Linked DNA regions of Homo sapiens: region 2 is linked to region 1. A link is an interaction called in ENCODE POLR2A ChIA-PET data of the cell type or tissue named here. Cell type or tissue: CD4-positive, alpha-beta T cell. All regions are shown on one strand.

Evidence for each region. Peaks named below come from ENCODE experiments on the same cell type or tissue, not always from the same donor. Only the 100,000 strongest peaks of a DNase experiment are listed, where the experiment ranks them.
Region 2: POLR2A ChIA-PET joins it to region 1 with 17 read pairs; 22 of 35 experiments call an interaction of 5 or more read pairs at or near these places.

The regions. Positions count from the first base shown.
Region 1 is chr11:62,569,014-62,577,013 of GRCh38, forward strand. EEF1G (eukaryotic translation elongation factor 1 gamma) reads right to left here and starts at 4,878. Exons shown (of 10, transcript NM_001404.5): 1 at 4,818-4,878; 2 at 3,571-3,729; 3 at 2,825-2,888; 4 at 2,527-2,669; 5 at 1,952-2,095. The coding sequence starts at 4,829. It overlaps TUT1 (terminal uridylyl transferase 1, U6 snRNA-specific), which reads right to left. Exons shown (of 9, transcript NM_022830.3): 7 at 7,894-8,000; 8 at 7,644-7,736; 9 at 6,039-7,231. The coding sequence ends at 6,081. RefSeq lists enhancers at 4,847-5,046, 5,002-5,963, 5,747-5,806, 5,964-6,925. In CD4-positive, alpha-beta T cell, no CTCF peak of the experiment used is centred here; DNase peaks (open chromatin) are centred at 4,178, 4,998, 5,831 and 6,393; H3K4me3 peaks cover 2,690 bases; H3K27ac peaks cover 1,859 bases.
Region 2 is chr11:62,705,562-62,713,561 of GRCh38, forward strand. It overlaps BSCL2 (BSCL2 lipid droplet biogenesis associated, seipin), which reads right to left and starts at 1,863. Exons shown (of 11, transcript NM_001122955.4): 1 at 1,548-1,863; 2 at 1-56. The coding sequence starts at 1,634. It overlaps GNG3 (G protein subunit gamma 3), which reads left to right and starts at 2,115. Exons shown (of 3, transcript NM_012202.5): 1 at 2,115-2,354; 2 at 2,734-2,833; 3 at 3,117-3,640. The coding sequence starts at 2,735. The coding sequence ends at 3,245. HNRNPUL2 (heterogeneous nuclear ribonucleoprotein U like 2) reads right to left here. Exons shown (of 14, transcript NM_001079559.3): 14 at 7,069-8,000. It overlaps HNRNPUL2-BSCL2 (HNRNPUL2-BSCL2 readthrough (NMD candidate)), which reads right to left. Exons shown (of 24, transcript NR_037946.1): 14 at 1,548-1,763; 15 at 1-56. RefSeq lists a silencer at 567-906 and enhancers at 574-1,247, 2,567-3,766, 3,897-4,536. In CD4-positive, alpha-beta T cell, no CTCF peak of the experiment used is centred here; DNase peaks (open chromatin) are centred at 740, 1,980, 3,510, 4,070 and 2 weaker places; H3K4me3 peaks cover 3,276 bases; H3K27ac peaks cover 3,477 bases.

The DNA of each region.
Region 1 (8,000 bases):
GACTTTTTTGCCAAATAAAATCTAAACACTATAGGTATTTACTATCTATATTGGCCATACTATACACACACGCACACACACACACACACCCCCCACACCCACCCATCCATCAAACTTCAGAAAGTAAAGAACATTCAAAGAAAATATTCAAACGCATTTAGAATAATGGACAGTCCTGGCTGGGTGTGGTGGCTCACCCCCGCAATCCCAGCACTTGGGAGGCCGAGGCGGGTGGATCACCTGAGGTCCTCAGGAGATCAAGACCAGTCTGACCAACATGGCAAAACCCCATCTCTGCTAAAAATACAAAATTAGACGGGTTTGGTGGCGCATGCCTGTAATCCCAGCTACTTGGGAGGCTGAGGCAGGAGAATCGCTTGAACCTGGGAGGTGGAGGTTGCAATGAGCCAAGATCGTGCCACTGCACTCCAGCCTGGGTGACAGAGCAAGACTCTGTCAAAATAAATACATAAATAAATAAATAATGGACAGTCCTTCAAATTAAACTTAGTGTCTGGTGTATTAAGCATGGTCAAAGAAAAATAAGAATAAACAGCTTCAGGTAGAACTGTTGTCAGTTTTCAGTTTGCAAAGCTTCAGGTAGAACTGTTGTCATTTTTTAGTTTGCAAAGACCAGAAGAGGAAAAAAAATCTTGTCATGGAAACAGAACACAGCAGTCAGAGTGCTGGTTCCACAGTACTTGGGTTCAAATTCTACTCTACCACTTAGTAGATTCACTCACTAAGATGATCCCCATGAGGCCCCTGGCACAGGGTCTGGCATGCAGTAAGTGTTTTTTCTTTTGCTATGATCACATTACTATTCTGGACCAGCATCAGTCCAAGAGCTTTTATTTGGAAACCAGTGACTTGTCATTCTTTTTTGACCCAATAACCTTGACAGTGATTATTACTACCCTGATTTTATAGATTGCAAAGAGTAAAAAACAGGACTAAAGGAATTCACCCGCATATAACCCCTTACCTACATTGGTAAACAATGAAGCCAAGGCTTGAACCTGTATCTGTCTCCAAAAGAGCTTAAAGAGCTTTTTTTTTTTTTTTGAGATGGAGTCTCGCTCTTGTCCCCCAGGCTGGAGCACAGTAGCTGGATCTTGGCTCACTGCTACCTCCACCTCCTGGGTTCAAGCCATTCTCCTGCCTCAGCCTCCCAAGTAGCTGGGATTACAGGCTCCTACCACCACGCCCGGCTAATTTTCGTATTTTTAATAGAGACAGGGTTTCGCCATGCTGGCCAGGATGGTCTCGAACTCCTGACCTCAAGTGATCCACCCGCCTAGGCCTCCCAAAGTGCTGGGATTATAGGTGTTAGACACAGTGCCTGGCCTGCCTCCAAAAAGATCTTAATGCTGAAGCTACCATCATCACCTCTGTCTTCACAACTAAGAATAACCAATCTTCCCAGGAAATATGGCAACAAACTAAACATCTTAGCTGCCAAACAGAAACTAAAGGCAAGACATTACCCAGCTTCTTAAGAGAATGGAAAGCAAGTGATGGTACTCAGTCCTGGGATTCCTGGCTGTTTTTTGTTTGTTTTGACACGAAGTCTCACTCTCACCCAGGCTGGAGTGCAGTGGGGCGATCGCTGCTCACTGCAACCTCCACCTCCCAGATTCAAGTGATTCTTGTGCCTCAGCCTCCCAAGTAGCTGGGGCTATAGGTGTGCGCCACCACACCTGGCTAATTTTTTGTATTTTTAGTAGAGACAGGGTTTTACCATGTTGGCCAGGCTGGTCTCAAACTCCTGACCTCAGGTGATCTGCCTACCTCGGCCCCCCAGTGTGCTCGGATTACAGGCATGAGCCACTGCACCCACCTCTAGCTGTTTTCCAAGTCCTCAGCAGAATACAGGGTAACCTAGATACCTCGTCACTTTGTTTCTAATCCCCATCTACCCACTGCCAAATGGATTTTCCATAAACTTCACCTGCTTATAGAGCCACAACAGGGTGCAGACAACTGTGATGTCAGCCAATGTCACTCGTTCGCCCACCAGAAAAGTCCTCGTCTTCAAGTAAGCATCCAGCAGCCCCAGAATTCGCCTCACTTCCTCCTTTGCATTCTCAGTGGCCTAGTGATTCAACATGATAAAACTCATCAGTGGGTACCAATCCCTTTCCCTCACCTCCCCCATTAATAGAACTAAGAGGGCTATTTTCACCTAGAAGTCTGAGCTCACCCTCACTCTCTTTCAATGGAGGCAGATCCTAGGGTCATTCTAAATGTATTACAAACAATGAACTTCAGAGGTCCTCTGGTCCAGCCACCCCCTTACCATTTGGTATAATCTCTTCACAGCAGCAATCCCTCTTCTGATCACTCATGACAGACACTTCCTCCATCAACTGCCCACTGCTTCAAACTCGTACCCTAGAGATTACGTCTTCTCATTGCCTACATATCCTTGGCATCTTTTTTTCAACCTATTTTATTTCTTACTCCCAACACCCAGGAGCTGATGCCACCCCTGCCCCTGGCTTCTCTCAAAGTTCCAAGGCTCACCTGTTTGTTGTGGTGCATGATGCCCAAGGTGGGGAACACCCAGGTACTGGCTGGGGGCACTATATCGGAATCAGCAAAGCTCACCCACTGCACCACCTGGGCTGCTGCCTCTGGAGTACTTCCCCGCAGCTCCTCATTGCTCACTGCAGAGGCAGAACACGAAGGTCAGAACTCTGGGGGAATGCCAACACCAGTCCAGGTCCTGGAGAATTCCTTCATATCCACCCCCGCTCACACTTATCCTCTCCTACACCCTCACCTCCAAATTCTCCCATTCCCATATACCCCTGCAAATTACCATAGTAGGCAATGGCGTTGCTCTCAAACACACAGAATCCATCATCACCCTCAAATGCTGGGACCTGGGGACAAAGCAGTGAAAAGATAAGGTAAAACACACAAAATTTCTTCCTAACCAATACCAGGAGCCAAACTGCTTTGAAAATACTTATATAAGGCTGATGATTCTCACTATCCAAACTCTTGATACTCAAGAACCATAAATAAATACTTCAAGAACTTGGCCTCCTTTGCAATCTGAATTCACAATGTTAACTAGGAAGCCCAATAGATTTGAATATTACAGGATATTTGTATGAAATCTCTGGATCAAACAAGCAGAAGGCCAAAAGCAACTCCTGTATCAATGTCTGTATCAGTTAAAGTATTAGTGTGTGACCCAGACCCACACAGCACTTCATCTCCTCCATTCTTAGCATGTTTCTTCACCTATCTCTATAAACCCCTTGGGGTAAGAATTCTGCTCATAACAGATATCTGATATATTTGCACTGAAAATGCTTAGTCAAAACTCATTCTCTTTCCCACAAAGTAAACTCGTGAATTTTATAAAGTCACAGAATAGCTCTGTATTTTTTTTCACAACTACATGTAAATCTGTATTTATCTCAAAATAAAATCACCGAAATTGAATAAAACAACATGGGAAGCTCCCTTTTAGAGATGGGGGCCACCACCAGAGTGACAGAATCGCAGGGCCTTGGTTTCTCAGAACCGAAGGATGCTCCCCATCTCCCAACTCACCTTGCCGGCAGGAAATTTGCGGAGAAATTCAGGGGTGCGGTTGGTTTGGCCAAAATGGAAGTGGGGTGGTGCGGAGAGCACGCGGACCTGAGCCCCGCTGTACTGAGCAGCGATGAGAGCCTTGAAGGCCCTCCAGTTTTCAGGATACGTGTACAGGGTCTATGGGAGAAAGAGAGGGACAAAATTAATGAGTAGAAGGGTCCCAGTCCTTAATGCCACTCTCCAGGATGACTTTCCTGAATAATCCCAATGTATTCAACTCACCCTTTTACTTCCTCTGGTGAACCAAGTCCTTTAGTACTTGTCATATGTAATCAGAATCCTCCGAAATACCAAGAACAGAACTACACACCAACTGCTAAATAAAGCTTGTTGACAGATTTGACCTTCCCTAAGGACACCTCTGGAAGTATTCTCTTCCTCTCAAATCTATCTCCAAGAAATCCAGAACTTCTAGCTCCATCAGACTCCATCTGCCTACAAACATACTCTCCTCCCTTCCCGGAGCCCTCGCTTCATTCATTGATGGTTCCGAGCGCCTGCCTACTCTACTGCTCAGCTGCTCACCGCTTCAAAAGCATCGTCCTGTCTCTAAGGCACGCACGACGATCGAGAGATTTCTAGTTCCCCTCAGACTAGCCAGAGATAGGGGATGGCATGCCGTCTTCTTAAATCAACTCCTCTCTCTCAAAAAGCCTTTCTTTCCGTGTCGCGAATATCATCCCTCCGGTCCTGTCCCGCAGCGAGTTCCCCGGCGTTGGGCTTCTCTATTATGCCGGCCAGCGGAGTCCAATTGGTCTGACTTCACTGTCCGGAGAATCCTCTCGCTCCCAAACCTCCCTGAGAGACGACCTTTAACCGTGCCAGCCGGACCTGCCTACAAAGACCCTCCTCTTCAACCTGTCCCCTGTGTTACTCCACAAAACGGACACAGAAGTTCGTCAACCTGCCCAGATACCACGCCTCAAAGCGGCAACAGAGCCGAACCCCTTTCTCAGGCTTCGGACGGCCCAGACCCGGCATCTCTTTTCTCCTCTTCCCCAGACCCTTCCACCTCTGGCCTCCGAGAGCCCCAGCCTCAGTTCCCCTCCAGGCCCTAGGAACCCTACTCTCCAGCAGTACAGTCTGTAGACCCCCGAATCAGTTCCCCACTCAACCTCAGAACTCCTCTGGCGCCGACTGGCCCCACTCGGGCAAAGGATGGCGGTGGATAGGATGACCCGAACCACCAGAGCCAGCAAACTTACCCCAGCCGCCATGGTGATTCCGCAAAGAAAGGGGGTGGGGTTCTCGGCGCTGCCGCAAAGTAAGCCGCCCGGGAGAGAAGGGAGGGGGAAAGAGGAGAGCCGTGGAGAAACAGCAGCCGGAAAGCGAGGACGAAACAGAAGACATACGTACGACAGTTCGGTATCCAGTGGCGCTGAATTGGAAAAAGAACTGGGTGGGTGGGGCCTGCTGGCCAGCGCGGAAAAAGCTCGGGCCTGCGCATTGGAGCTCTTGACTGGCCCGCCCCCCAGGTGCAGCGGGCCAATCGGAGTCTAGACGTGGAGGTAGACAGCGTGGAGGGCGGGGAAGTTGTGAGAACCCGCTGGAAAAGCCGCGAGTTCTTGGCTACGTGGCGCGGTTGTTGGCCCGGCGCGGCCAGTGCTACTGGGGGCGTCCCTCTCTGGCCCTCCCAGGGACAAGTGACTTGATGGTAGATTTTGCCAAGCCCCTCACATGATTCTATGAAACTCATGGGAGCGAGGAACAGCTGCTGCGCGGAGGTGGCAGTGTGTGTGCTAAATCCCTTTAGTTCCTGCTCTGCTTTTCCTCCAGAAAGGGATGAGCGTCTAACAGGGGCCCCGGTCTGAACCCGCCTGCCAAAGTGAGGTTTGCTCACATCCAACCCCTGACAGCTCCAGGGTGCTGTTACTGCGAGCAGGGCACCGGCCCTCCGGCCCGAAGCAGGGCAGGGACATGAGGGAGAACGCGCCCTGTCCCTCCCACCTCCTCCGGACTCGGCCCCTGGAGGGGCTGACGCTGGAAGACCTGACATCGTCGCTTCTGATGTTCATGGCTTTTGACCCATGTTCAGGTTTGAAATCTCTTACCCAGTTTAAGAACGGGATGAACTCTCCTCGTTTAAAGGAGAGAATGAAGAACGCTGAACGCAAATCTCCGTCCTTGTGCGCATAAATCTGAGGCGACAGGAAGAATGTGGAGGCAAACCTGGCTCTTCTCAGTACTGCTGGAGCCACCCACCGCTCTGCCATTCAGGAACTCTGCGCGGGTGCCAGGTGCCACGCGCGGTGCTGCCCCCGCACTCCCCTCGAGCTGTGCGAACTGTAGGAAGGAGAAGCTGGTGGGGTGGAGAGCAACAGGGAGAGACCCATGTTCGGGGTCAGACGGGAGCAGCTGCAGGAAGTTCTGGGGGAGGGGAAGGGGGATTATGACCAGATGGAAATGAAAGGAAACGGGAGACTGTATTAATAAACTAGCAGCTTTATTGCCCTTCAGGGGCCATGTCTTCACTTGAGATGTCGAATTGCTTGAGGGAGGAAAACCTGTAAGAAATGATGGAGATCAGGGAACAGGCCTTGGGGATCCTGGAGCGGGGTCACAGTGAGCATTCGGTCAGCCGGGGAGACAGACGCCACAAAGCTCAGCAGGGGCTCAGTTTCTGGCCTCTCTTCGCCACCACTCAGTCCTTTCAGCTCCTGGGTGACCTGAGCCTCAGTCGCCAGCCACCCTGCTCTTGTGCCAGCGCCACCTCCAGCTCCCTCCTTGGTTTGCTGCTGCAAGCGTCTACGGGCTCGCCGCCGCCCTTGCCACACTCGGTGCCACAAGGCACAGCGCCAGCTCGCTGAGGAGGGCAGGGATGCCCCCTTCCCTGCCTCACCCTGAGACCATTCTTGGGCTGCCTCATGTCCCTTGGGCCCCCGCTCTGCCAGGGCTGCGTGGCTGGGCTGCCCCTCTTCTCCAGGGGCTCCATGCTTTCCAGTGGTCAGGGGCAGGTCCCCTGGCTGCCCAGGGCTCTGCATGGCCCAGTCCTGCACCATCTCTCCAACCTCTATAACCATCTCTTCTACCCTGTCTTCCCCACCGTCCCCTGCACATCCCTGCTGCTCCTCTTTCCCCTCCTCACAGCAGTTTTTCTGTCCATCTACTTTGAGTCTTTTGCTTGTCCCTCCCTGAGAGGACTCCCCAGTTCCACCTCCTTCTGACCGCGTTCTCTTGGTTGCCTGTTCTATATGGCACCCCAGTGCTTCCCTGAATACCTGCACCAGGGCAGCAGTGAGCTGGGTGAAGGGTGCAAGGGGTAAAGGGATCGGCGTAGCAGAGAGCAGGGAGCTGGGGGAGCTGGGCTGCAGAAGAGGGAGCAGCCCCCAGTCCCGACCCCGGGAGGAACGGCGCTGGTACTGGAGGCTTCGGCAGTAATTGGCTGCTGCTCGGCAGCAGTTCTGTAGGCGCCCAGCCACCCGGCTGGTCACATTGGCTGCGACATTGTGACTCAGGTCAAAAGGGTCCTGGAGATTCAGGGGGCCAAGGCGCAGACCCTCCCAGAGATTAGAAGGCAGGCCCCCTGCCACAGGCAGTGCCTGACCCTCCCGCAGGGACAGCAGGGAGCCACGAAGATCCCAACAAGATACACAGGAGAAGAACTGGGCTAGCAGGGAACCTGGAGGAGGAGGAAGAGTGGGGAAAGGGGGGTCACTTAGAGGCCAGAACTGATACAGGTCCTGCACCAGAGCCATTTCCTTAGCAGGACTTTTTCCCTTCCAAGGGGCTCAGCAGAGTCCCAGGAAGCTAGGCTTCTCTGATCCCTATAAACAAGAGGTCAAACCTCTCTCCCTGCCCCCACATGATGTCCTTGCCCAGATGCTGCTGCTCCTTGCTAGCCAGTGTAACCTTGGGCAAGTCACTTAATTGCTCCCAAACATGGTTTCTTCATCTGTAAAATGGCAGTAATAATATTAGGTATCTCACAGGCTTTCTGTGAGAACCATGCCTGGCACACAGTTAGTGTGATATATGTTACCTACTGTTGATGAACATCATTACTAGTCCTCTACCAGGCTCCCCAAACTCACTGAGGGGCTCCACATTTATGCTGGGCTCCAGTCTTGAGGCATCCCTGGGGAAACTGCAGTCCCAGCCATCGACTTCCACCTGTTCCCCCTCTCCTGTGAAAGTAAATAAGGTGAGAGTCAGTCTGGAAGCAAGGAGATTGAGGGTGGGGGTAGAGAGATCTCATTCACAGAGCTGCTTGGTGTATCTAAGTGTGATGAAGAAGAGAGAGGAAACTAACAAGATGGAGAGGGTGGAGGCTAGGCCGAGTACCTGCTTTCTGGGTGAGCTGGGACACAGTGGGCAACACAGGAGGGTCCCTGGTCTGAAGAAAATAGATCACCAGCAAGGTCAGGGCGTAGTTACTGAGAAGGGGGCCA
Region 2 (8,000 bases), 140 kb after region 1:
GCTGCTCTGCCACCTGGACGCCACCCCTGGCCATGGGATGCAGCAGCTGGTGGTTCCTGGAAAGAGAGGGTGAGGGAAAAGAGTGACTCCTTTCCCCAGGGAGGTGGGGACAAAACAGCTTACTGGACTGGCTTTGAGGAACGAGAGATAGCAGGATAGCAAAGTCATTGTTTCATATATATGGCCTTTCTCCAAATGATTGTGCCACTCTGCCAATTACCCCTTCCCTTTCCTCCACTGTGTTCCCTCCCGCCCAGTGCTAAATCTCCTCAGTGGAATTCCTTCTCCAGTCATTTGATGCTGGGACAAACCACCTTGATTCTCATTCACAGCTATATAACAAAGAATAAGCACCTTACGATTCTTAGAAAGAGCTTTACACACACGGTGATACTGAATCCACACTGCTAGGCAGCTGCACGGAGAGAATGTGCGACTTGCCTAAGGTCGCACGGCCTGACTCGAAACCAGTAGCCTTAGAGTAGCCACAATTGCTTCCCGAGTTTCTCCTCTCCGCCTCGAGCAGAGCTCGCTCACCGACACGGCTACACCCCACGCCCGGCGGAGCGCCCTGCAGCCAACCGCCGCTTCCCGCCAGTCCCCTCCAGCTCGGGGGTGGGCAAAGCGCCCGGAGCCCCTACCTAATCGTGCAACCATGGAAACCAGCCCGCCGGCTGCCACAGGGCTGCCGACTCACCAGCCTCGCGCGCTGCCAGGGCAACCGTGAGACGGGACTTCCGGCTCCCGGGGAAGTCCCGCCCCTCTCCGCCGGCCGCTTTTGTAGCCGTGGGAGGCGGGGCTTCAGCCCAGGGCGGGGTCCAGCACGGCGGGGCGGGGCGGGACGGGGCGGAGCCTTCCCGAGCTGCGAGGTCGCTGTCTCCTTGCGCTCGCCACTGGCTCTCTCTGCGGCAGGTTTCCCTCCGGTTACCGTGACCAAAGGGGAAAGACGCCTGCCTCCCTGCAGGCCCCAAGATGTGCCCCAGGGGATGCGCTGACTGCAGCCTCCGCTCGGCTCTCCCTTGAGACTGCAATCACAGCCCTCCGTGCACACCTTCACCACAGGCCATTTCACCCGCGAAGCGGCCGAGTGAGGCGGTCATCCAGCTGGCGCTGATTTTTATCGCCCACAGCTCCTAGGACCTGTAGGCATCTAAGGCGGGGGCATTCGCCTAGAGCATGTTGCAGTTTGCGGCAACCTGGGCCTCTTGCGTTGTTGCGCAGGCAGATTAGTGCCCTGTTCCCAGCGTGGTAGCATTGTGGACCTCCTCTGACCCTAACTGGATACACTCTCCCTCAGAGTCCCCACAGCACATTATCTAGACTAGCTTTTGGCAGTCTTCTATTTTGTAGACGTCTAATCACCCCAGATAAAGTCCTTCAGAGGCAAGGCCAGTGTTGTGTACATCTTTGCACACTGCTGCGGGCGTGGGAAGTAATCTATTCAAAATGAATGAAATTCTTAAAACCAATCCATCCCCCCGCCCCCTTCACGCCAGCCCACCTATTTCCAGTATATTTCTGCTGACTGTCCCCACAAGGGCCCCTACCTCCTCTTTGTCCGGTCCTTTGATCTGGTCTCCGCACACCTCTTTTTCCCCAGCTTCCTCCTTTTGGTCTACCTTTTCTGTAGACATCTTCCTGACGAGCCTCTGTTGACTCTGGATCTTCCACTGAGTCACTTGTGGCTAAAACGTGAAGTGGCGATCCAGACGCTGATACCTGTGGCGCATCACATTTTCCTGGATATGGAAAATGGAGGGTCCCTGGGAGAGAAACGAAGATTCAGGTGCTAAGTGCTGTGTCAGAGTAGAGGGAGGAAAGGAGGAGGGGGGCGACTGCCCAGCTGATGTCAGATTTTCAAATGAGCAGGGTCCCCCGCAGCCAGTACAGACTCCACTGCAGGGGCCGTCATAGGCCCAGACCACGCCATTTGAGAGGGGGAGTCGGCCTTGGCCTCAGCTCTGTTGGGGAGGTCTCTAGCCCAGAGTCAGGATGCCTGCAATGGGGGAGGGGCAGGCAGTGAACTAGCGACAGTGGGGGTGTGCGCAGGGATGCAGGCAGCTAGGCTCCCCCACTGGCCAGGCAGTTGGTATGCTCCAGGATCTGAGCAGCTCCTTCTAGCATCCTTCATCCTTCAGGTACCAGCCATCCAGACAGTGCTTGAGCTGCAGAAACTGAGACCAGACCTCTGGCCTGGCCCTCCCCAGGGGCCTCCTTTCGTATAGTCACTGCTTCTGCATCAGATACTTTCAGCTGCAACTCCCTACTGGGTGGGGCACCCATTTCAGGCAGAAGGTTTTGGTACCCTCCACTGACCCTACACCCAGGGCTGCTACTGCCGCTTGTGGCTTCAGGTAAGTAATGGCCTGTTTTTCTCCTGTTGGGGCTCACTGGAGCAGACAGGGGTGATGTGCCCTCCTCATCAGGGTTGGTTGAGGTCTTCAGAGCTGGGAACACACATGGTTTGAAGGGCTGAAAAGCCTTAAATCATTTGTGTAAGGTTTAATGATCTGTGGCCCAGGCCATGAGGGAGTTTGGGGAGCACCTCATCCCACCCTATTTTTTTCCATGAGGAATACAGGGATGAGACAGTCCACTGGAGGAGGAGGAGGAGGATAGGAGGGGAACAAAATATTGGGGTATGACCACAGCCTTGTAAAGGTTGGTGTGGAGTGAGCATGGAGGGGGGCCTCCAGCTGAGACTGTGCTCTGAGAGGTCCCTCTTTTTTCCAGGATGAAAGGTGAGACCCCGGTGAACAGCACTATGAGTATTGGGCAAGCACGCAAGATGGTGGAACAGCTTAAGATTGAAGCCAGCTTGTGTCGGATAAAGGTAGGTGGGACCCTGGCTGGCTCCCATTAGTTGGCCAGGCTGTGCTGTGCTGCAGGTTCCCAAAGCTCAAGATAAGAGATGCGTTCTTTCCTTCACTCCCTGAGGTCAGGGGAGGAGTCTGGGGCTCTGTAGAGAGAGCTGTCCCCAGGCCTCTGGGGGGGATGAGGGAGAAGACAAGTCGTAAGGAGCCCTGGAGATGGCAAAAGAGAACCCATTTGGGGAGGGAGGCTGCAGTCCCCTTCAGAGGTCCTGGCTAACAATACCCTTCCTGGCTGTGTCCCAGGTGTCCAAGGCAGCAGCAGACCTGATGACTTACTGTGATGCCCACGCCTGTGAGGATCCCCTCATCACCCCTGTGCCCACTTCGGAGAACCCCTTCCGGGAGAAGAAGTTCTTCTGTGCTCTCCTCTGAGCTCCCCTGTCCCTTCTCACAACTCCTCCCTTTTCCCTCTCCTGGGCCCTTCCTTAGGTCAGTAATTGTTGTGAGCCCCTTAGGCTCCTTGCATCCCATCCCTAACCCTTGCCTGACCATGTGAGGTTATCTGAAGCACAAGGCCCACCCTCACCTATCTGTCGACCCCATTTCCTACCACCTTTGTGGCCGACCCCAAGCACCCCAGAGATATGAGGCACCCTTTGCTCCACCCACAGCAGGGCCCCGTCAGACTCTGCCAGCGCGTCCTGCCCGCTTCCCTCGGTGACCTGCTCAGACAATGGAGAGGGATGGGCCAGGTTCTTGCTCTCAGTCTCACCTGGAGCTACTGGGAGGGTAAAGCCATTTGAAGAATAAAGTCATCCAGAGCCTCAGGACAGCTCCTGTGTTAGAATTCTTGGGGGGAGAGGATCATCAAGCAATAGATCTGCCATACCCAGGGAAAAGGGCCAATCAATGCAGGCTAGACATCGTCAAGGATCGGAGATCAGAGGGGTCGGGGGATGGCGGGCGCGAGAGAGCGTCCACAGTGTAAGAATTAAGTACAAAAGACGCTCAAGAGGCTGCGAAGAGCAAACACACACACACAAACGTGCAACGAAGCCAAGTTAAAAGGTAAACAGGCCGAAGAGGGGGGATTTAGGGGAGGGTGCGGGAGTGCAGTCGTACAGCAGAGGAACTCTTAGGAGGGTAGGGGCGGAGCTTGGCTTCAGTTACCGCGACTGGAGCCGATTTTATACCTAAGATGGCTGCGCCCACAGCCACTCCCATTCCAAGATGGCCGTACCAACATGGCAGCCCCCACGTCACGGAGTTTACCGTACAGGGCTTCTCTTAAAATGGCGGCCCCCAGGCAACCGGCGTTCTCAATATGGTCCCTTCCGCCCTCTTCTGGTCTCAAAATGGCTGCCCCTGCCCTAACCAAGCCGGGGCCCGCGCCCTGCAACCCCGAAATCTGGATTTCGGTGTCCTCCCGATTGAGTCGAAGGCACACGGGCGGCCATAACGAAGAATCACTAAACAAGGGGACCCCAGGAAGTACAGCGTGGCCGACGCTGGTCGCGTGGATCTTGCGAGGGAATCTAGGTTTCTACATTTTGCCAAGAAAGGAGAGGCTCCCTTTGGAGCGGAAATATTAGCGGCAGGGGGTTAACCCCCGACCCTGTCCGTCTCGGTGCACCGCTCCTCAGTTGCTTCCTGGTCTTCCCAGGAGCTGGATAAGCCTGAAGTTGCTCAGTTTGGGTTTCCTAGTAGAACTGGGGCTTGTTTTTGCTTTCATTTTCCCCTCAGGCCGATTCAGCCACAGCAGCCAGAAAGCAGTGGCCGCACCCCTAATGTGCCTTGCAAAAGTCCAGCATGCTGTCTGGGCAGGGACCAAACTTAAGGCTTAACATGTCATGGTCATCTCCAGGACTCAAACATGGCGGAGGTTTACGAACACCAGAATGCCTCCTAGAATCTTTTCCTTCCAAGGGTGCACAGAGGCGAGATGGGACCAGGGACAAGACAAAGAACGTAACAATCCCAGTACGTGTGCTCCTGCTAGAGGTCCCCTAAACTCAGGGACGCATCCTCCCCAGGAAAAGCCTAGGCTGGCTCCTGTTTTGTGCCTGGATATACTTCGGGAAGGGAGGCTGCTTTGAAATAGTAGGGACAGCTCATTACCTCCAGCTTCCAGGTATCTTTGCACAGAAGACAGCAAAGTGGATAAAGGAAACCAAAGGAAGAAAGGTTGTTATCACCAGCAACTGAACTTAGCCTCCTAAGGATATCTTCATGAATTCCAGGGACACCCAGTGAACTTGGGTCACCTTAAGGTGTCCCAAGCAACTTTTTACTGTTGATGGAACTTCTGAGCTCTAAGAAGTCCTGGAGATCTTCTAATTAATTCCCTCATCCTAGAGATGAAGAAACGGGAGAAGTTTGCCCTCCTGGAGTGGGACCCTACCCCCATTCTGTTGCGGAGGAGCCTCAGTTCCTTCTTGGCACGGTGAAAATTCCAGGAAGGATCAATCAGGTCAGGTCCGTTTTAATCCCTGTATCCTGATAATGGCACATATCAGGCACCCAAATACCCAATGAATAGATTGTACTGTACATGCTTAAATGGCAAATGTGGCATGGCAGGGACCAAGCACCTTGCCTCCCTCACCCCCACTGTATCACGGTGTTGGGCAAGTTCCAGGGGAGTAAGTGAAATTTTCCACAACAGCTCAGACATGGTTAAATAAAAAAAAAAAAAATTAGAGTGTTTAATAAATGTAACCTTGATTTTTAAGAAAGCCTCTTTTTGGCCGGCCGGGCGTGGTGGCTCATGCCTGTAATCCCAGCACTTTGGGAGGCCGAGGCGGGCGGATCATCTGAGGTCAGGAGTTCGAGACCAGCCTGGCCAACCCGGTGAAAACTGTCTCTACTAAAAATACAAAAATTAGCCGGTGTGGTGGCGGGTACCTGTAATCCCAGCTACTTGGGAGGCTGAGGTAGGAGAATCACTTGAACCCGGGAGGCAGAGGTTGCGGTGAGCCGAGATTGTGCCACTGCACTCCAGCCTGGGCAACAAGAGCGAAACTCCGTCTCAAAACAAAACGAAACAAAACAAAGCGCCTCTCTTCAATTTTTCTGCACACTCAATGTTCCTACCCATCAGATTATAACTGCGTGGCTACAGCGCTAGGTGGGAAAATGGGGTTTAAGCAGTAACTAGAGACCAGGCATGAGCTATGATTAACCACTTTAAAAAATGATTAATTAGCTCTAACAGCAACTTAAATGTCCTAAAGAATAGATGGCTACCAAAATTAAGGGTGGCCTTCAGGGTACAAAACTGTAAACCCGGGTATCTGAATCCGTGTCACATACAGAGGGTAGGAATTAGAGCAGTATCTACATCAATACTACTACTCCTTCAGAACACTGGATGTCATGAGCCTGTGGTATCTCAGCTTTAAGACCCTGACCATTTATTAGAAACTGCCGTTAGGATCATTTCAGTGCTAATAATGCAATGGTGGCTGGGAGCGGAGGCTCACACCTGTAATCCCAGCACTTTGGGAGGCTGAGGCAGGCAGATCACGAGGTCAGGAGTTCAAGACCAGCCTGGCCAATATGGTGAAACCCTGTCTCTACTAGGAAAAAAAAAAAAAAAAAATTAGCTGGGCCTGGTGGCACACATGTGTAGTCCCAGCTACTCGGGAGGCTGAAGCAGAAAAATCGCTCGAACCCAGGAGGCGGAAGTTGCAGTGAGCCGAGAGCGTGCCACTGCACTCCAGCCTGGGTAACAGAGCGAGGCTCTGTCAAAAAAAAAAAATAAAAATAAAAATAAAAAATAAAAAAGCAATGGCGCTGTTGTAAATTTAATTTACCGTCTCGTTCTCCAGATTCACTGGAAAATAACCCCCATCAAACTTCTGTTGAATGAGTGGGCTTTCCCCCTAGCAGTAATTATTCATGAATATACTTATTTGGCTCCACAATGTACATTTAACTTCAAGCATCCAACTAGTTTTTGCATAGGCCAAATACAGAGGTCGTGAGTTATAATTTATTTTCCTATACTTCAATGGCTCGACTCTTGGCCTAAGCAAGCACTAAATAGACTAATAACTACCCACCCATGTCAACTGACTGCATGGCTGGCTCCCAAGTGAAGGCATGGTAGAATAGGGAGGGAACGGCAGCCACCATGCAAGAGGAGAGTCCTCCTTGGTTGGAGCCCATGCGACCTGAGAAAGAGGCATTAAAAAATGAATAAATAACCCAGTGACACCCTCCGCCCCAGTCAGTGCAGCCACAGGAGATAGGGTGAATTCAATCCAAATGGTTATTTATTCTAAAACTGGAAGCTACTTTGCCTACATTTTCGCCAGAATGGTGTAATGAGAACAGGGGAGGAAAAAGTTACAGATGTAAACAATGACACAGTTACATTTTTTTTTTAAATGGTAAAACCCCTTTTTACTGGCCACTTCCAAGAATGCTTTACAGGTTGTGCAAAAACATTTACAGGCTCCATGTGGTGTTTTTCTCACAAGCTTTCCTGTCTACAACTACAACAGACGTCTGATAAAACACTAAACAAGTCTTCTAAGGAAAACAAGGCTAGGGATTCCTCTGGTTACCATAATCCACATTTTCCCCCTTAACATAGTTTTTCATAATAAAAAGACAGAAACAAAACCCGGACATCTACTGTTGTTGCAAATGATCTCTTGGACTAAACCAACAAGGATGTGGCAGTTTCACTTTCCACCCACCTAGAAAAACAGTTTTGTAAAAAAGATTACTTTCTAGTGTCAAATATCAACAGCGAGTACCTCCCCTAACCCCTGCTGGAAAAAAACTCAACTTGATTTAGTTTAGTCCCCTTGCCCCTAAGGGCCCTAGCATCCCCATCCATGTCACAGACTACAAGAAAGATGCTATTTGCAGGACTAAACATCTGAAAAGGGGTGGCAGCCACTGCCTCAGGAAATTCAATTTTCTATTATAACATAATCTTGCCCTAAGGGAATTTCTTTGGGCTCCAGTTTTTACCTCCTTGCCTTGACATTATAAGCAAAGCTTTCTCAAACTCCCTTAATAATAATACAAAGTTAATGTGTTACAGAAAAATTCATGCAATCACTCCACTGCCACACAGAAATCCATTTGAGGACACCGCAGGGAAGCAGGTGCCAAGAGAAAGGACATGACTATGAGTAAGCAAACTTATCTCCTACCAGCCCCATTCCAGCC